Linked DNA regions of Homo sapiens: region 2 is linked to region 1. A link is an interaction called in ENCODE POLR2A ChIA-PET data of the cell type or tissue named here. Cell type or tissue: MCF 10A. All regions are shown on one strand. Each heading gives the region's core, and the rest is flanking DNA. Links, peaks and the distances in the headings are about the cores only.

What was found. Peaks named below come from ENCODE experiments on the same cell type or tissue, not always from the same donor. Only the 100,000 strongest peaks of a DNase experiment are listed, where the experiment ranks them.
Region 2: POLR2A ChIA-PET joins it to region 1 with 6 read pairs; 3 of 35 experiments call an interaction of 5 or more read pairs at or near these places.

The regions. Positions count from the first base shown.
Region 1 is chr5:145,742,375-145,751,770 of GRCh38, forward strand. It overlaps a transcript of PRELID2 not described here. Among named protein-coding and RNA genes, the nearest start is that of PRELID2, 88 kb to the right of the region's middle. In MCF 10A, for the core only: no CTCF peak of the experiment used is centred there; no DNase peak of the experiment used is centred there.
Region 2 is chr5:145,794,820-145,807,216 of GRCh38, forward strand. It overlaps PRELID2 (PRELI domain containing 2), which reads right to left. Exons shown (of 7, transcript NM_205846.3): 5 at 1,623-1,728. Among named protein-coding and RNA genes, the nearest start is that of PRELID2, 34 kb to the right of the region's middle. In MCF 10A, for the core only: no CTCF peak of the experiment used is centred there; a DNase peak (open chromatin) is centred at 6,562.

The sequences.
Region 1 (9,396 bases), core at 765-4,764:
AATTTAAAGACTTGAAATAGTACAGAGTTTTTTCTAACTCAGTAGAATCAAACCAGAAATCGATAACAGAAAGACAGTTGGGAAATCTCCAAACATTTGGAAATTAAACAACAAACTTCTCATTAATCTAGGAGCCAAAGAAGTCTCAAGGGATACCAAAAAAAAAAAAAAAGAACTAAATTTAAAAGAAAACATACCATATCATAATGTGTGGAACAGAATTAAAGCAGTTAGAAAGAGAATTTATAGCACTATATGCATACATTATAAAATAAAAAAGTCTCAAAACAATAATCTAAGTTCCCACCTCAAGATCAAGAAAAAGAAGAGAAAATTAAGCCCAAAGCAAGCAGAAGACAGAAATAATAAAGATAAGAGCAGAAATCAATGAGATATAGCAGAAAAGCCATACAGAAAATTAAACTAAGAACTGCTTATTTGAAAAGATCAATAAAATTAAACTTCTAGCAAGACTGACAAAGAACAAAGACAGAAGATACAAATTGCCAATATCAGGAATAAAATGGGTTATCACTAAAAACCAGGCAGGATAATAAGGAAGTACTATTTGACCAAAACTTGACAACTTAGATGAAATTGACCAATTTCTCAAAAAATATAAATTACTTCAACTTATCCAATATGAAATAGAACATTTGAATAGCCCTTTCAAGTATTAAGAAAATTAGGGGGCGGGGCTAAAATGACGGACTAGAAATGGGGGTGATAGAGGCTCCTATGCAAAAGAATCTGGCCGGGCGCGGTGGCTCACACCTGTAATCCTAGCACTTTGGGAAGCCGAGACGGGCAGATCACCTGAGGTCAGGAGTTCAAGACCAGCCTGGCCAACATGGTGAAACCTTGTCTCTAACAAAAATACAAAAAATTACCCAGGCATGATGGCGGCATGCCTGTAATCCCAGCTACTCGGGAGGCTGAGGCAGGAGAATTGCTTGAACCCAAGAGGCAGAGGCTGCAGTGAGCTAAGATTGCACCATTGTACTCCAGACTGGGCAATGAGAGTGAAACTCTGCGGCAAAAAAAAAAAAAAAAAAAGAAAGAAAAAGAGAAAAGGAAACAACCATAATAGGCATGTGAATCCTTCACTGGCAACCAAGGTATCCAGGTTCTCTCATCAGAACTGACTAGGAGGCTGGCAGGATCCATGGAGAGCAAGGAAGAGCAGGGTGGTGTGGCGGACCACCAGAAAGCCACACGGGGAATCCCCACCCCCCAGCCAAGGGAGGTAGTGAGTGAGCGTGCTACCCAGCGTGGAAACCGTGCTTTTTCCACGAAACTGTGCAACCCGTGGGTCGGAAGATCCCACTGGCGAAACCACGCTACAGAGGGCTGGGGTCCCAACCCTGGAGCCATGCAGATTCTCAACAGCCTCTCAGCCTCTCAGCTGGAATCTACTTAAGCCTACCCAGCTCCCAGGGGGAGGGACAACCACCATCATAGCTGCAGCTGCCTGCTGTCTAAGCCATTTGAGCTCCTTGGGGGAGGAGCAGTGGCCAGCATTGGGACTCACAACTGCCTAACACGCTAAGCTCCCTGGGCCGGGGAAGGGCAGCGCCCATCTCCATAGCCCCAGGCCATGCTTTTCCCTGCTGCAGCCAGGGAGGCTGGACAGCTTGGTCCCAAGATGTATCCCCCATAGCCCAACACACCAGCTGTGGCAGACTGTGGCCAGAGTGCCTCTTCAGGCCTGACCCTGACTCATCCTTCCTCATTGGGTAGGGCTTCCCTGCAGGAACTCCAGTAACTCCATCCAGAGGCTCAGGGACAGAACCCAGATCTCCCTGGGCCTGAGCCCCTCAGGGGAGGGGTGGCCACAGTCTCTGCAGACCAGGAGACTTAGCCTTTTCTCCTGCAGACCAGCAGACTTAGTCTTTCCTCAGACTTAGTTCTGAGGAATCTGGGCAGACCAGACGAGGGGTTTCCCCCCATTGAAGCACATCCACTCCACCAAAGGACAAAGTGCTTCGTTAAATGGGTCCCGTTCCCTGTGCCACTCAACTGGGTGAGACCCTCCAACAGGGGTTGTGAGACACCCTGTACAGAAGGAATCCTACTGGCATCAGGTTGGTGCCCCTTGAGGTCAGAGATCCCAGAAGAAAAAGCAGCACCCATCTGTGACATTTTCCAGCCTTCTTGAGTGACATCGCCAGGCGCGGTAGTGAACCAGATGAATAGGGCCTGAAGTGAACCCCCAGCAAACCACAGCAACCCTACAGAAGAGGGACCTCACCATTTAAAGAAAAACAAACAGAAAGCAACAACAACAGTATCAACAACAACAGAAAGGCCGCACAAAAACCCTACCCAAGGGTCAGCATCCTCAAAGATCGAAACTAGACAAACTCACAGAGATGAGAAAGCATCAACAAAAAAACACCAAAAATCCAAAAGGCCAGAGTCCCTGTTCTCCTCCAAATGATTGCAACGTTTCTCCAGCAAGGGTGCATAATTGGACAGGGGATGAGATGGAAGAATTGACAGAAGTAGGTTTCAAAAAATGGGTAAGAAAAAACTGTGCTGAGCTCAAGGAGCATGTTCTAACCCAATGCAAAGAAGCTAAGAACCTTGATAAAAGGTTAGAGGAGCTGCTAACTAGAAAAACCAGTTTAGAAAGGAACATAAATGATCTGATGGAGCTAAAAACACAGCATGAGAACTTTGTAAAGCATACACAAGTATCAATAGCTGAATCGACCAAGCAGAAGAAAGGATATCAGAGTTTGAAGACCATCTTGCTGAAATAAGGCATGCACACAAAACTAGAGAAAAAATAATTAGAAGGAATGAACAAAGCCTCCAAGAAATATGGGACTCCATAAAAAGACCAAACCTATGATAGACTGGAGTATCTGAAGGAGATGCGGAGCATGGAAACAAGCTGGAAAACACACTTCAGGATATTATCCAGGAGACCTTCCCCAACCTAGCAAGACAGGCCAACATGCAAATTCGGAAATAGAGAGAACACCACTAAGATATTCCATAGCAGATCAACCTCAAGACACATAATTATCAGATTCTCCAAGGTTGAAATGAAGGAAAAAATGTTAAAGGTGGCCAAAAAGAAAAGCCAGGTCACCTACAAAGGGAAGCCCATCAGACTAACAGCAGACGTCTCAGCAGAAACTCTACAAGCCAGAAGATACTTGGGGCCAATAGTCAACATTCCTAAAGAAAAGAATTGGGCCAGGTACGGTGGCTCATGTCTGTAATCCCAGCACTTTGGGAGGCCGAGGACGGCAGATCACCTGAGGTTTGGAGTTTGAGACCAGCCTAGCCAACATGGTGAAATCCCGTCTCTACTAAAAATAGAAACAATTAGCTGGATATTGTGGTGGGCACCTATAATCCCAGCTACTCAGGAGGCTGAGGCAGGAGAATCGCTTGAACCCAGGAGGCAAGGTTCCAGTGAGCCAAGATCACACCATTGCACTCCACCCTGGGTGATAAGAGTGAAACTTCATCTCAAAAAAAAAAATGAAAAGAATTTTCAATCCAGAATTTCATATCCAGCCAAACTAAGCTTCATCAGCAAAGGAAAATAAAATCCTTTCCAGACAAGCAAATGCTAAGGGATTTAGTTACCACCAGGCCTGCCTTGCAAGAGATCCTGAAAGAAGCACTAAATATGGAAAGGAAAAACTGGTACAATCCACTGCAAAAACACACCAAAATATAAAGACCAATGACACTATGAAGAAATTGCATCAACTAGTGCGCAAAATAACCAGCTAGCATCATGATGACCAGATCAAATTCATATATAACAATACTAACCTTAAATGTAAATGGGCTAAATGCCCCAATTAAAAGACACAGATTGGCAAATTAGATAAAGAGTCAAGACCCGTCGGCGTGCTGTATTCAGGAGACCAATCTCACATGCAAAGTCACACATGGGCTCAAAATAAAGGGATGGAGGAAAATTTACCAAGAAAATGGAAAGCAAAAAAACAAACACAAAAACAAAACAGGGATTGAATTCCTAGTCTCTGACAAAACAGACTTTAAACCAACAAAGATCAAAAGAGACAAAGAAGGGCATTACACAATGGTAAAGGGAACAATTCAACAAGAAGAGCTAACTGTTCTAAATATATATATGTACCCAATACAGGAGCACCCAGATTCATAAAACAAGTTATTAGAGACCTACAAAGAGACTTAGACTCCCACACAATAATAGTGGGAGCCTTTAACACCCCACTGTCAATATTAGACAGATCAACAAGACAGAAAATTAACAAAGATATTCAGGACTTGAACTCAGCTCTGAATCAAGTGGACTTAACAGACATCTACAGAACTCTCCACCCCAAATCAACAGAATATACATTTTTCTTACTGCCACATGGCACTTATTCTAAAATAGATCACATAATTGGAAGTAAAAAACTCCTGAGCAAATGCAAAAGAATGGAAATCATAACAAACTGTCTCTCAGACCACAGTGCAATCAAATTAAACTCAGGATTAAGAAACTCCCTCAAAACCACACAATTACATGGAAATCGAATGACCTGCTCCTGAATGACTCCTGGGTAAATTACAAAATTAAGGCAGAAACCAAGAAGTTCTTTGAAACCAATGAGAACAAAGAGACAATGAACCAGAATCTCTGGGACACAGCTAACACAGTGTTAAGAGGGAAATTTATAGCACTAAATGCCCACATTAGAAAGCCAGAAAGATCTCAAATCAACACCCTAACATCACAATTAAAAGAGCTACAGAGGCAGGAGCAAACTAATCCAAAAGCTAGCAGAAGACAAGAAATAACTGAGATCAGAGCAGAGTTGAAGAAGATAGAGACATCAAAAACCCTCTAAAAAAAAAAATCGATGACTCCAGGAGCTGTTTAAAAAAAAAAAAATTAACAAAATAGCAGCTAGACTAATAAAGAAAAGAGAAGAATCAAATAGACACAATAAAAAATGATAAAGGGGATATCACCACTGACACCACAGAAATATAAATTACCATCAGAGAATACTAAAAACACCTCTATGCAAATAAACTAGAAAATCTAGAAGATATGGATACATTCCTGGACACATATGCCCTCCCAAGACTAAATCAGGAAGAAGTTGAATCCCTGAATAGACCAATAACAAGTTCTGAAATTGAGGCAGTAATAAATGGCCTACTAACCAAAAAAAGCCCAGGACCAGATTGATTCACAGCCGAATTCTACCAGAGGTACAAAGAGGAGCTGGTACCATTCCTTCTGAAAATATTCCAAACAATAAAAAACACATTTCATGAAGCCAGCATCATCCTGATACCAAAACCAGGAAGAGATACAACAAAAAAAGAAAACTTCAGGCCAATATCCCTGATAAACATCGATGCAATAATCCTCAATAAAATACTGGCAAACCAAATCCAGCAGCACATCAAAAAACTTATCCGCCATGATCAAGTGGGCTTCCTCCCTGGGATGCAAGGCTGGCTTAACATATGCAAATCAATAAACAAAATCCATCACATAAACAGAACCAAAGACAAAAATCACTTGATTATCTCAATAGATGCAGAAAAGGCCTTTGATAAAATTCAACATCCCTTCATGTTAAAAACTCTCAATAAACTAGGTATTGATGGAACATATCTCAAAATAATAAGAGCCATTTATGACAAACCCAAAGCCAATATCATATTGAAGGGACAAAAGCTGGAAGCATTCCCTTTGAAAACTGGTAAAGACAAGGATGCCCTCTCTCACCACTCCTATTCAACATAGTATTGGAAGTTCTGGCCAGGGCAATCAGGCAAGAGAAAGAAATAAAGCGTATTCAAATAGGAAGAGAGGAAGTCAAATTGTCTCCGTTTGCAGACGACATGATTTTATGTTTAGCGAACCCTTCATCTCAGCCCAAAACTTCTTAGACTGATAAGCAACTTCAGCAAAAATCACAAGCATTGCTTTACGTTAACAATAGACAGAGAGCCAAATCATGAATGAACTCCCATTCACAAATGCTACAAAGAGAATAAAATACCTAGGAATATAGCTAACAAGGGATATGAAGAACGTCTTCAAGGAGAACTACAAACCACTGCTCAAGGATATAAAAGAGGACACAAACAAATGAAGAAACATTCCATTCTCATGGATAGGAAGAATCAATGTCCTGAAAATGGCCATACTGCCCCAAGTAATTTATAGATTCAATGCTATTCCCATCAAACTACCATTGACATTCTTCACAGAATTAGAAAAAACTACTTTAAATTTCATATAGAATCAAAGAAGACCCTGTATGGCCAACACAATCCTAAGCAAAAAGAACAAAGCTGGAGGCAACACGCTACCTGACTTCAAACTATACTACAAGGCTACAATAACCAAAACAGCATGGCACTGGTACCAAAACAGATATACAGACAAATGGAACAAAACAGAGACCTCAGAAATAACACCACATATCTACAACCATCTGCCCTTTGACAAACCTGACAAAAACAAGCAATGGGGAAAGGATCTCCTATTTAATAAATGGTGCTAGGAAAACTGGCTAGCCATATACAGAAAACAGAAACTGGACCCCTTCCTTACACCTTATACAAAAATTAACTCAAGATGGATTAAAGACTTAAATGTAAAACCCCAAACCAAAAAAACTCCAGAAGAAAACCTAGGCAATACTATTCAGGACATAGGCGTGGGCAGAGACTTCATGACAAAAACAGCAAAATCAATTGCAACAAAAGCCAAAATTGACAAATGGGATCTAATTAAAGAGCTTCTGCACAGCAAAAGAAACTATCATCAGAGTGAAGAGGCAACCTGCAAAATGGGATAAAATTTTTGAAATCTACCCATCTGACAAAGGTCTAATATCTAGAATTTACAAGGAACTTAAACAAATTTACAAGAAAAAAACAACCCCATCAAAAAGTGGGCAAAGGATATGAACAGATACTTCAAAAGAAGACATTTATGCAGCCAACAAACACAGAAAAAAAGCTCATCATCACTGATTATTAGAGAAATGCAAATCAAAACCACAATGAGATACCATCTCACACCAGTCAGAATGGTGACTATTAAAAAGTCAAGAAACAATAGATGCTGGTGAGGCTGTGGAGAAATAGGAACACTTTTACAGTGTTGGTGGGAATGTAAATTAGTTCAACCATTGTGGAAGACAGTATGGCGATTCCCCAAAGATCTAGAATCAGAAATACCACTTGACCCAGCAATCCCATTACTGGGTATATACCCTAAGGAATATAAATCATTCTACTATAAAGACACAGGCACATGTATGTTTATTGCAGCACTGCTCACAATAGCAAAGTCATGGAACCAACTCAAATGCCTATCAATGATAGACTGGATAAAGAAAATGTGGTACATATACACTATGGAATACTACACAGCCATAAAAAAGAATGAGATCTTGTCCTTTGCAGAGACATGGTTGAAGCTGGAAGCCAACATTCTCAGCAAACTAACACAGGAACAGAAAACTAAACACCGTATGTTCTCACTCATAAGTGGGAGTTGAACAATGAGAACACATGGACACAGAGAGGGGAACAACACACACCAGGGCCTGTTGTGTGGTGGGGGGCAAGGGGAGGGAACTTAAGAGGATGGGTTGATACGTGCAGCAAACCACCATGGCACATGTATACATATGTAACAAGCCTGCACATTCTGCACATGTATCCCAGAACTTAAAAAATTAAATTAAAAAAAAAGAAAAATATTCCATTTATAATTTAAAATCTCCCCCAAACAGAAATCACCAAGCCGAGAAGTTGTCACTGGAGAATTCTACTAAACATTTAAGAATCTATACCAACTCTGCAATCCTTCTAGAGATTGCTGAGTGTTTAACTATGTGCCAGGAACTGCTCCAATTGTTTTACATGTCTCAACTCATTTAATCCTTTCAACAACCCCATAAAGTAGGCACTATTGTTACTCCCTCACATATGAGGAAAATGAAATCCAAACAGCTTAAATAACACAGCTAGTACACAGCACTTCCAGGATTCCAGTTTAGCTGCTGGCTCCTAAGCCCTTATTCTCACCCACCACATTATGCAATCCCTAAATTTCACAGAGCTTGGTTTGTGGCCATTGCTCAAAAAATATTGGAATCAAATCAGATGCTAAGATTTCTTAAGTTTTCATCTTAATCTATTGCCAAATTTTCAAATTTCACTTTTATAACATGAAATTCAGATCTGACCAGGATATGCTATTTCAACAAAGAAGTTGGGATACTACCATATTTGCCATTCTTAATAGAAATATGTGCATTTTGTACACTTTAAAAAAGGTTATTCCTGCTGGCAACTGCCATACAATTCCCATTTCAGATAACAGTTAAAATATATCTGAGAGAATAAACCAGAAAAGAGGTGTTATTGGAAATGGTAAGAGCATCACTAAAGCAGAACCAGCTGCACCAATATAATTACAAGAATCAAGAATCACAACACAGCTTCATTAGTTTTTTCCATTGTGTTTGTTACTTTACCCCTTCAAGACTAATTATACCAATTCCCATTGATTTTAACAAGCACCCTGGATTAAACACTGTAGACTGACTGGTTAGAGATGTTGCGGTATAGAGGTATATCTGAACTGCCTCCATTTAGGAAAAACTGGTATGTTACAAGCATTATATTGACAAATTACATTTTTTTCTGACCAGGAAAACAAAAGAGGAAACAGCGTTTCCCAAACACATACACTACAGGGAAAATCATCTAGAATTTAATGTTTGATAAATGCTCATTATATTGATATATAGGACTTCTTTCTCAACTAAGAGCTTTAGTAACTAAGAGCTCTATATTAACTCAGTATTCAAAATAACCCATGATGCTGCTGATGGCAAGGCTTACCCAGGCTTCCTGGATATGCTGCGAGAACATAGGCTGATTCTGCAGAACATGGAAATTTCAGGAGTTCCAGTGATTGGGGGTGGCCTCAATCACGGCTTCTCTAACTTTTTCAAGAGACCCCAGATCCCTACCAGCAGAACAGGGCTCTGGAGCATTTGGCAATGTACTGATCACAAGTAATTGTATTAGGCTGAACCATATGCAATTGCCATTCTTTGGTATCTCCATTACATTCAACCAACTATAACACTTACTGTGTGTTAGGCAGCATTCCAAGCATTTCCAGTGCCCCAAACACAATTAAGTCTCACTTTTTAAAAATTAACAATCCATTCCAATTTTACTTTCTACAAAGTTGCTTGCCTGTTGTAATATAAAAATACCATTTTTCCACAAAGCTTTGAGAAAAATTAATGCTCCAAAAGAAGAGTTTTTGGGCCAGGCACGGTGGCTCACGCCTGTAATCCCAGCACTTTGGGAGGCCGAGGCGGGTGGATCACCTGAGGT
Region 2 (12,397 bases), core at 4,865-8,864, 57 kb after region 1:
AGATTAATTGATGCATCAAATACAGACCAACCTCAGTTAATGAAATAATATTTATCTGAAATAGGGGTTAGCTATACCCTACAAGCCAAATCCAGCCCACCACCTGTATTTATATGGCCTGCAAGAATGGTTTTTATAAATGAACATTTGCAATCAATTTGATAATAAGGAACACGAATTTTGAACGCTGCTTCACCTAAATGTTATCCCTCCCCCTCAAAAAAATCCCATTCTTCTAGTGAATATAGCTGTATTATAAAAAAATTCAATTTATTATTACTATTATCATCATACAGAGTTTAAAGGATGCACAAAAAGTCAACTCAGTAAGAAACATGGCAATGAAATTACTTTTCTCATCAGTTCCACTATTTTTAGAATGCAATGCTGCAGAACATGGGAGTTTTTACAAACGCATAAATTGCAATATAGCAGAAAAATTTGCAATAATGTCTGAGTGAGTAAAGGTGACATAAGATCTTCCGGAAGTTCAACTACTCCCTTCAAGTCCAGGTTTAAAGAGGCTGGACCAGTCTGAATATGTGCCAGGAACCACCTCAACTGGAGCAAGAACACATCATCAATCACAACAGTATGTCTATGGTGTACAGAACGGTACTGAATATTCATTCACCGCCCTCAGCCTCCCAGATGAACACCTCCTAGTACAGGTTCATCCTTGAACCTAGACATGCAAAAATGAAAACAAGGGTCCATTGCCAGGAAGTCTCTGAGGGTCATAACAATGGTTCTTTACACCAGCGGTTAATTCTATCCCACAAAACAAAATGAGGTAAACTTATACAAAAAGTCCTGAGTAAAATCTGGAAATAAATGAGTATAATTATCATCGTAATTAATAACAATAATAAAACACTTAGGAGCAACTGCTTTATACTGAGCACTGCAATAAGCACATAAAAATGCATAAGCAATGGGTTTTGACATGAAGTTTTAAAAATAATGCTATTAAGGAAAGAAAATAGAAGATATAAATGTTATATGGAATACCATAGAGGACAGATTAAAATGGAAAAGCTCTACTTAAAATAGAGCACACAGGACCTTAGAACTCCAACATGGCTTCTGAATCACTTTCATGGAAGCCTAAGCTCCCTTGAGAATAGAGTTTGAAAACTATAAGAGTGGACAATTGGGGTCTCTGTATTTTCCTCATCCATAATATTAGGACAACAATAACAGCTCCTGCAAAGGTTTGTGAGGATTCAATGAGTTAATAATACAAATTCTTTTAGCAGTCAGTAGTACATAGTAAGTGCTCAATAAATATTAACTATCATTATCTTTATTAAATAGTTGTCATCATACTATACATTATTATTCATTCTGATTATTTCTTTTAATTAGATTATAAGTATGCTCCAAATTTTCACATACTCTTCATTGGCATATTTTTAATTTAATGAGCCATAAATGCCACTTTAGTTTTACTTTGATTTGAATTTATGTAATAATTTTGAGGTTGATTATTTTTGCATATATTTGTTTATTAACTATATGTTTTTCTCATTATGTCTGCTCATGAGTCTTATTCAATAACCCTATTGGAACTCCTATTGTTTTTTAAAATTAATGTTGGTTCAAAGCAGAAATATGGTTACCTTCTGGGCTCCCTGTCGTAAGAATGTGCTGGCAAAAGTTTCTAAAACACAGTTGAGAAATCCAACCCCTGTGATTGAAATCCTGCCTCTTTGAATGAACTCTGTCCTGCAAAAAAAACAAAAAACACATCTTTGATGTCATTCTATGCTTGGATATGTAAACGACAGACATTTCTAGCTGCATAATTACCACTTATAATCAATAAAAAATAATATCCTTAATAATTCAATAACTACCTATTATAAGAAGATTTTGTTAAAAGTAACTTATAGTTTATATAATATTAACAGTCTTATTCAAATTAAAGAATATTCATTTCATGCTGCAAAATCTCTTTTTAAAATTGAGTCTGAGGTAATTATCAATGATATGACCTTAGGTAAATTATTTAGACTCTCTATAACTCGGTTTCCTCACATGTAAAATGGGAACGACCATAGTATCTTTCTTTTACAACTACTGTGGCAAGTAAATGAGTTATCACACATCACAGGAATATGAAGAGTTCCTAACACATAAGCATTTACTAAATGTTAGCTACTATTACTAAAGAGAGTCAGATAGAGACAAGATTGGAAAGCCAGACACCTGGAATGACTTTTTCAATCCTCGATTGGAGAAGGGGTGAGACAGAAGAGATATGTCACCATCTCTACCAATTTTCATTACCAAAATTATATCAATATTAATTATCTTCATGTCATAAAACAGAGATCTAGATTACACTTAAGAGTGATAGAAGTAAGATGGCTGAATAGGAAGTCCCAAGCCTTCATTACCCTGAGAGACAATGACTTAAGAACAATATACAAACCAAATTGCCTTTATGAGAACTCCCTCAAGAATTAGCAGCACCCAGGTAGGTGCAAAGCCAAGAAGAGCCACATCAAAGCAGATAAGAAACTTTGTTGCTTTTACCTATGATAGCTCCCTCCCACCCAGCATAGTGTAACGCAATCAAGAAAAAACTCCCAGCTTCTGGCTTCTCCCTCAGTAGGGATAGAAAAGTGCTAACTGTGCATCCAACATCCTGTCTTTAAGAGGGGCATGACTCAGAGTGCTAAAGGAAATGGCAATATACTTTCAAAAGCAAGCATGGTGGCTTGTTACACTAGAGAGCCTGCAGTACCTCAGACAGACAACAAGGGTAACAAAAGATCATGGGCTCTTGAGAACAGGGGCAGTCCTCTGTGACTGGGAAATTACACACAAGTCCAGAGAAGATGCATCCCTCAAAAAGGTTTGAGAGGCCCCCAGAATCTCAAGCTAGGCTGACTAGTGAAGGTCTTCCCTGTATGAAGCCAGTCCATAAGACTGGGAGAAGTGGCTGTTTTTTTATATACCCAAACCTCAACAAAAGATCACAATGCATGCAAAGAAACAAGGAAACATGGCCCAATCAAAGAAACAAAATAAATCTCTAGAAACCAACACTGAAGAAACAGAGATCTATGAATTACCTCACAAAGAACTTGAAATAACCATCTTAAAATGCTCCATGAACTAAAATAGACAACTAAATGGATCAGGAAAAATAAAGCGCAAGAATAAAATGAGACTATCAACAAAAAGAAACTATGAGAAAAATGAGAACCAAGCAGAAATTCCAGAGTTGAAGAATACAATAATGGAACTAAAACACAATTCACTAGAGTGGCTCATTCAATAGCAAACTTGATCAAGCAGAAGAATCAGCAAACTTAAAGATAGGTTATTTGAAATTATTGAGTCAGGAACCAAAAAACAAATAAAAAGAATAAAGAAAAGTCAAGAGAGCCTAAGGGACTTATAAGACATCATCAAACAGATCATTATCCACATTACGGGAATCTCAGAATGAGAAGAGAGTGAGAAAGAAGCAGAGTGAGTGCCTATTTGAAGAAATAATGGCTGAAAATTCCCCAAATTTGAGGGAGGAAATTGGCATACAAATTGAGAAAGCTCAATGAACTTCAACTAGGATAAATACAAAAAGACTCACATCTGTGCAAATTAGTTCAACCATTGTGGAAGACAGTGTGGTGATTCCTCAAGGACCTAGAACTAGAATTACCATTTGACCCAGCCATCCCATTACTGGGTATATACCCAAAGGATTATAAATCATGCTACTATAAAGACATGTGCACACATATGCTTATTGCAGCACTATTCACAATAGCAAAGACCTGGAACCAACCCAAATGTCCATCAATGATAGACTGGATTCAGAAAATGTGGCACATATACACCATGGAATAGTATGCAGCCATAACAAAGGATTAGTTCATGTCCTTTGCAGGGACATGGATGAAGCTGGAAACCATCATTCTCAGCAAACTATCATAAAGACAGAAAACCAAACACCACATGTTCTCACTCATAGATGGGAATTGAACAATGAGATCACTTGGCCACAGAGTGGGGAACATCACACACCAGGGCCTGTCAGTGGGTGGGGGCCTAGGGGAGGGATAGCATTAGGAGAAATACCTAATGTAAATGATGAGTTGATGGGTGCAGCAAACCAACATGGCACATGTATACCTATGCATCAAACCTGCACGTTGTGCACATGTACCCTAGAACTTAAAGTATAATAAAATATATATATATATATAAAAGACTCACACCAAGACACATTATAGTCAAACTGTCAAAAGTCACAGAAAAAGGGAGAATCTTGAAAGCAGTAAGAGAAAAGCAACTCATCACATTAAGCTCCTATAAGATTTTCAGTAGATTACTTGGCAGAAACTTTGCAGGCAAGAAGTGAATGGAATGACATGTTCAAAATACTGAAATTAAAAAAAAAAAAAAACCTACAAGACAAAAATACTACATCCAGCAAAACTATCCTTCAAAAATGAAAGAGAAATTAAGATGTTCCTAAATAAACAAAAGCTAAGGCAGCTCATCACCACTACAGATTTGGATTACACTTAACTTTGCCTCATTCATTCATTTGTTCAACACACTGACTGCATGGCTACTATATGCTAAGTGCCATACTGACTGCTAGAGGCCCACAGAGAAGGAGATGGTCTCTCTCCTCCAGGATCTCACTGGCTAGTGGAAAAGGCACACAGGCAAGTGGGAGTGTGTCAGCAATTGGAGGTGAAGCATTCCATCAGAGGAAAACCACAAGGACCCAGGTAAGGAGGCGTGAAGGAAGAGAGATGTCTGAGGAGCCACAAGTTATCTAAAAATGCCCAGTACATGGTATGGGGCTTGATAAATTCTTCCCACAGGAATGACTGGAGCATAAGGTGGGTGTGGGAGATGTTAGGGTATGAGGCTGAAAGGATAATTGAAGACAAGATTGCAAATGGCCTCAGGCTGAGAAGTTTAGGCTTTACCCTGAAGGTAACGGTGGCTTGTCTTCTGAGGACACCAAGTACTCGGTATAGATTAATAGTCACATCTGCGCCACTGACTAAAACGCTCCTTGCCATTCCTTAATGCTTTTAGGCAATCTCCTATTCCCCATTTTCACCATAGTGCTTACACTGAATGAGTTCAATGAGCATTTGTTAAATGAATTAATTCAATTTCTTTGTAATAAAAAATATTCAAAACAGAAAACATTTTCTCAACCTTACATCTCTGTGGAAAGGAAATGAGAGCCACGTCTCCTGTATGTATAGTTGGCATGTGTTTATATGCATGCATATGTGAGCACATGCACTGAAACAATCAAAAAAAATCTGAGAAAATACTGGATCCAACAAACTGTCATTTTGGTCAAAATGGTTATTAAAACCTCTTAATTAGACCTCACTAATAGCAGTAGCCTCTACATTTAGATCATGCATACAATAAAAGGAAGCCTTCAGAATTCCTCTCTCCCTCTCCCCCTTCCCTTTCCTCCCCTTCTCTTACACACACACACACACACACACACACACACACACGAGTTATCCCATCCACTCTGACATAAATACCTTCCGTCTAAGCAGTTTTCACCCCTTAGATTTAAGCCTATTTAAAATGATTTGCTCATGTAAAACTATATCCTGGTGACACTAATCTTTCCTGTCTTTATTCTGGATTAGTCAGAATAGAATTTTACAGTGATTTTAATATTGAGAAATGAAAAGTTGAGCAGTCTCACACTCTTGGGAGAGATGAACTCTTCAGTCCTCAGTCCTGAAGGCAAATGTAGGTGAGGGATTAATAAGAGTCTCTTACATCATATTCTAACCAATATTTCTTTCTGCCACTTTTGGGAGAAGTAAGTCCTCAGAAAAGCACTCTTGGGTTTTGTCCACATATCAGAGAATAACAGAGCAGTAAAGCAGGGTCATGCCCTTGCCATCAACGAGATGAGAGTTTATCCTACTATATTTTAAGACTGCCAGAGAAGAAAATATTGCACTTTCCCTCAATAACTCATTGATAAAGCACATCAGACACTCTTCTTACTACAAATAGCTAACCTAAATCCCTCACACTAGAATTAATCTCCATTTAAGTTCTGTGCAAAACACAGCAGTTTACACAACACATGGTTTAATTTCAGCTTCATTTAAAAAAAAAGACAAGATGGATGGATGGATGGATGGACAGACGGACGGATGAACAGATGGACAGATGGACAGATGAGTAAGTGAACAGAGCTAAAATGTTAACATTAGGGCATTAGAATTATATATGTTATTTACTTGCTTTGGTCTTCTTTTTAGTAGTTTATAAATTTTCTATTTAAACAATATGTATTCCTTTGGCCATCACCAAAAAGTCTATTGAGTAATAAGACCCTGAGTATCACTTTTATGTAAATAAATAAAGCATTTTATAAATGGCTGTGCCTTTTAAACCATTTTCAGCAACAGTACCTGCTAACTTCTGGCTTGCTCTTCATTTAAAGTCTTGTTAAATCACCTCTTGGCTTTCCTTTTCCCACGTTATGTAATCTCGTTTCTTTGTAGCTTGTGTCTTAAGACTTTCTCCCCACCCTGTACTTGAAGTACATAGTGTTTCATCATCCTCAAGACATATAAGGATGACTCAAGTTTTCCTTCACCTGTCTTTCATCTCTGAGAAGCCTACAGAGAGGACTCTCCATCACATTTATGATATTACAAATTCAGGGTCATACTTACTCCTCGAAACCCAGTATCGTAACAATGTACATTCTATATCAGACATTGTATTACCTTCTGAGGTTGCTATGCTTTGAAAATTATTTTCTCTCTTTTATACAAGAAGAAACTATGGCAAAGAGATGTTAAATAACTTGCCCAAGGTCACATATCTTAATGTCATGAGGATTCATTAGCTATCACCTCAAAATCCTAGTCTTCCTCTGTTCTTAGTGAATGACACAACTGTTCTTCTAGTGCACGAGATTAGAAATCTTAGCAACATGTTAGATGGTCCCCTCTCTAGAATCAATCTAAACATCCAGTAAGTCACCTGATTGTGCTTATTTCGCTTGTAATGTCCCTCAACAATCCATGTTACTCTCTTCCTTGCTACTGCTACTGCCTGGGCTTGGCATAGAATTTTCTCTCTCCAGGACCATTGCAAAGTGCCTCCCAATGGGGTCCCTGTCTCCAGCATGAATTCCCTAAACTCCGTACTGACAAAAGTCAACTTCCTAAGCACACACTGATCATGTCACTGCCTATTAAGGCAGGGTGAATAATGCCCATGTGCTCAGTCTTATGTGTATAAGACTCATCCACAATGTTGCATGTAGTTGTTGTTTGTTCATTTTCATTGCTACATAGTGTTCTACTGATTGAAAACACTCCAAATTAACCACTCTACAGAAGATATTTAGAATGGACTCAGTTTATGGCTGTTATCAACAGTGCTGTTATGAAAATGCTTATAATGTAACCAGATATATATGTGCACAAGTATCTCTGGAGTATCCAGCAGTCAAGTACCTGGGCCATAGCACATGCACAGTTTCAACTTTAACAGATCAGGCCAAATGTTTTTCTAAATGGTTGTATCTATTTTTTCTTCATTGAATCCTCAATTTCAATTGCAAAGACTAGCGCACGGTAGGAAATCAATAATGCACTTAGGAAGGAAAGAATGAAGAGATGGAGGGAGTATAGGGAAGAGAAAGTGAAGAAGCAAAAGAAGGCAAGAAATATATAATACATCTCAATACTTGTGTCATGGAAAATGAACCAGATATCACAGGAGTTCCACTGGCTCAGGTCAACAGAAGACAACCTTCACCTGATTGTGGGATGAGCCACCTAAAAAATCTGAGAGTGAGGCTCACCCACTCAAGCAGTGCCTGTATCTGAGTCTCGTCTCTTGCTTTGTCCACTTAGTGGGTGTGATTCAAAACAAAACCCAATGGAACTGTGACAGAGAAAGCACAACTCAAATCCCAGAACACCTTTGTGAAAATGAAGGGCAGCTTATACAGTCATTTAAAAATTTGTTTTCTTCTGGATTTGAGAAAATAAAAAAGTTCAGGGGAAATATGGATCAGGAATTAATCCCCAGAGCACGCAGTCACCAGTGCTGAATCCTCAAAACGGCAGTTTCCGGGAAAGCAAAAGCTCTTAATGAGATCCTGTCCTTGAATTATTGACTGGTTAGGTATGGCAAATCTTGCCTAATTGTTTTCATGATGGGAATCTAATTAAAGTGTCTTTGAGGGGCAAAAAAAGCTTCCACAGATACTCTTGTTGTGATGACCTCAGTTCTAATCATGTTTTTAGCATTCTCCTGTAAGCACACAGAAATAAGGGTCCCAAAGGAAACACGGGGTCTTCAAGTCAGACTGCCCACTCACTCCTGACCAACTCCCTGGCTCTGCTGCTGCTGCAGAGACTTCTTGACTCACTGCTGCTCCAGGATGGCAGACTATGTAGTCTCTCCCATGCTGTCTGTCTGAACCCATTTACATAACTGCCTCCACAGAAAACCAATGCAATTTGCAGAGCTCTCAATACATGCTATGTAGTTTCAGCCTTAACATGAACATGTGTATTTATACGTGTAAAATCACACACACACACACTATATATACATATACATGCCTTTAAGACAGGGAACGAAGGCGCGGCTCCTGGAATTAGACCATTTACATTCACATCTTGTTTTAGCTTGCCTACCCACCCACGTAGTAAGTTCCTGAAGCTCTGTGAAGTTCGCTCTTCTCTAAAATGGGGTTAATAATACCTATTTCATGAGTTCTCACAAGGTTGAATAAGGCAATATGCGGAAAGCACTCAAAGTACTATGTGTAAGCACCCAACAAATGTGAGTAAACAGTACTAACATTAGTAATAATTATGCTGTTCTACTACAACCACCATTATTATTCCAATTTAAAGTAAAAAAAAAAAAAAAAAGCACAGTGGCTGAGAAGTCAAATAACCACTGTGAAAATCCAGCCCGAGGCAACTCCAAGACTCTGTAATTCATTAACTTCTAGGTGGAACTCAATCACCATAAACCACTTGGCAATGAAGGGAATGAACCCCTTCCCCACCCCAGTTTTAACATTCAAAGCTCTTGGAACAGAAGCCTCCCAACTTCCCAGACTCCTGTCCCACCCTGCTACCACACACTCTGCACTGTGAAACCAAACATTCTACCATCCTTCTCTGACCTCCTCTCCTAAGCGCTTTCCCTCTGAGCTGTTCTTCTAACCCATCCCAGAAACCAACAGGTTGTTACCTAAATTATTAACAATGAGCATCAACAGGGTATGCCATAACATTAAGAAATAAATTAAATGATAGAATCTCAGAGGCTCAGCAGGTTAGTACAAGTATACATTTCAGGACAGTCTGGCTCTGTCCCTTAAAACATGGTATTTAAGAATTGATTATTAATATACCTCACGCCTGAAATCCCAGCATTTTGGGAGGCTGAGGCAGGCATATCATGAGGTCAGGAGTTTGAGACCAGCCTGGCCAACATGATGAAACCCCATGTCTACCAAAAATATAAAAAATTAGCTGGGTGTGGTGGCATACACCTGTAAACCCAGCTACTCGGGAGGCTGAGGCAGGAGAATTGCTTGAACCCAGGAGGCGGAGGTTGTGGTGAGCCGAGATCACGCCATTGCACTCCAGTCTGGGCAGCAGAGCTAGACTCTGCCTCAAAAAAGAAAAGAATTGATTATTAATAATAACAGTTAACATATTTTCATAGCCTATTGTGGTAAAGCATTGTATTAAGTTTTTTATATACATGCCTTTCAGTTAATTCTCACAACAGCCTTATAAGGTATATAATATTAACCCGATTTTACAGATTAAAAAAACTGAGGTTCCAAGAGGCAAACTTACTTATGGTCATATAAAAATAAGTGACAGGGCCACTATTAACACAGTTAACCTCAGATCCCATGTCCCTTCCCACAACCCTATTACCTAGAAAAGTGTCTATTTAGTGAAAGCTTACGGGCATCCTGAGTTGATGGCGAAGCTTCAAATTACACAATGGTTTGTAAACTAGCTTAGGTGGAGGCTTGTCTTGGGATATCAGGCCCAACAGTGCATGCATCCCACTCACAGCTGGTGTTGATTGTCTGCCCAGTGGAGGAGGTAGACCCTGAGTCTAGATTGTCACCAGGTTCCTCTCTATTGTCTCGAGATCTTTAGGTTATTCTGCATTATCTCAATGCCTGGTTAATAAAGTATCATAATTTTTAATACCAAAATTCTTTATTTCCTATAGCTACAAAAGCTAACCAAACAAAAGAAAAAAATTTAACTGGCATCTGTGTTTCCTAAGAGCAGAAAATGCAATATAGTTTTGACACTAATCATACTTACTGAAGTCTCCCCTCCTCATCCCTTATTTCCATTGATCATTCTTCTTGCATAAATTCAGTAGAGCCTTCATATGAATTTTGACTTTTCAGCAGGTGTTTCCACTGAAAAGTGTTTAGCGTTTGCTAGATAGCCAGAATATTAACTGATCATGCTTTATAAGATTAACAAGAATTTTGCAAAAAATGAAGTTCCAAAAGGGCTGCCAGCTGTATGTATGCTTACCACTGGGACCATGGGATACTTACTATTTATCAGGGATTCCAAATCTAGCTACTCAACAGATTCATCAGGAGAACTTTAAAAATGTCGATTTTTCATGAGCCAGCCCAGGGATACAAAACTAGAATTACCAAGGTGAATCTACATTTTTAACTCCGCCCCTGAATCTTGGGCCAATATACAACTCAAAACAACTCAAAGGAAAAGGAGGATGAAAAACAATGTCAACAGGCATCCACTAAGATACAATTGTGTATCACCTAACAATGAAGATATGTTCTGAGAAATGCATTATTAGACAACTTCATCGTTGTGCAAACATCATAGAGTGTACTTGCATAAACCTAGATGGTATAGCTTACTACACACATAGGCTAGATGGTATAGCCTATTGTTCCTAGACTACAAAGCTGCACATCATGTTACTATACCGCATACTGTATGCAACTGCAACACAGTGGTATTTGTGTATCTAAACATATCTAGACATAGAAAAGGAACAGTAAAAGTGCAGTATAAAAGATATATACCATGTATATACCGTTTATACAAAATGAAACACACTTACCATGAATGATGGAGCCTGCAGTACCGAGGTCACTCTGCATAAGTCAGTGAGTGAGTGGTGAGTCAATGCAAAGGTCTAGGATATTACTGTACACTGCTGTAGACTTTATAAATACTGTACACCTAGGCTACACTAAATTTATTTTTAAAATTTTTCTTTTTTCAATAATAAATTAAACTTAGATTATTGTAACTTTTCTACTTTATAAACGTTTTCATTTTTAACTTTTTCACTCTTTTGCAATCACACTTAGCTTAAAACACAAACACATTGCATAACTGTACAAAAATATTGTCTTTTAAATTCTTATTCTATTAACTTTTTTCAATTTTTAATTTTTTACTTTTTAAATATTTTTGTTAAAAACACAAAAACACACACATTAGCCTAGGACTACACAGGGTCATGATCATCAATATCACTGTCTCCCACCTCCATATCTTATCCCACTGGAAAGTCTTCAGGGGCAATAACACACATGAAGCTGCCATCTCCTATGATAACAATGCTTTCCAGAATACCACTTAAAGTACCTGCCTAAGGCTGTTTAACAGTTAACTTTTTAAAATATTTTATAAGTTAGGAGTACACTTTAAAACAACAATAAATGGTATTGTAATTACATAAACCAGTAACACAGTCATTTATTACCATTTATATGGTTTGGCTCTGTGTCCCCACCAAATCTCATCTCAAATTGTAATTCCCATGTGTCAAGGGAGGGACCTGGTGGGAGCTGATTGGATCATGGGAGTGGTTTCCTCCATGCTGCTCTCCTGACAGTGAGAGAGTTCTCATGAGATCTGATGGTTTTAAAAGTGGCAGTTTCCCCTGCACTCTATCTCTCTCCCGCCACCTTGTGAAGAAGGTGCTTGCTTCTTCTTCACCTTCCACCATAATTGTAAGTTTCCTGAGGCCTCCCCAGCCATGTGGAACTGTGAGTCAACTAAACCTCTTTCCTTTATAAATTACCCTGTCTCAGTTATTTCTTGATAACAGTATGAAAATGGACTAATACACCATTATCAAGTATTATGTACTAATACATCATTATCAAGTATTATGTATTGTATACACTACACGTTTACACAACTGGCAGCACAGTAGGTTTGTTTACACTGCCATCACCACAAACACATGAGTAATGCATCACGCTATGATATTAAGATGACTATGACGTTACTAGCCAACAGGACTTTTTCAGCTCCAATACAATCTTATGGTACCACCTTAATATATGCGG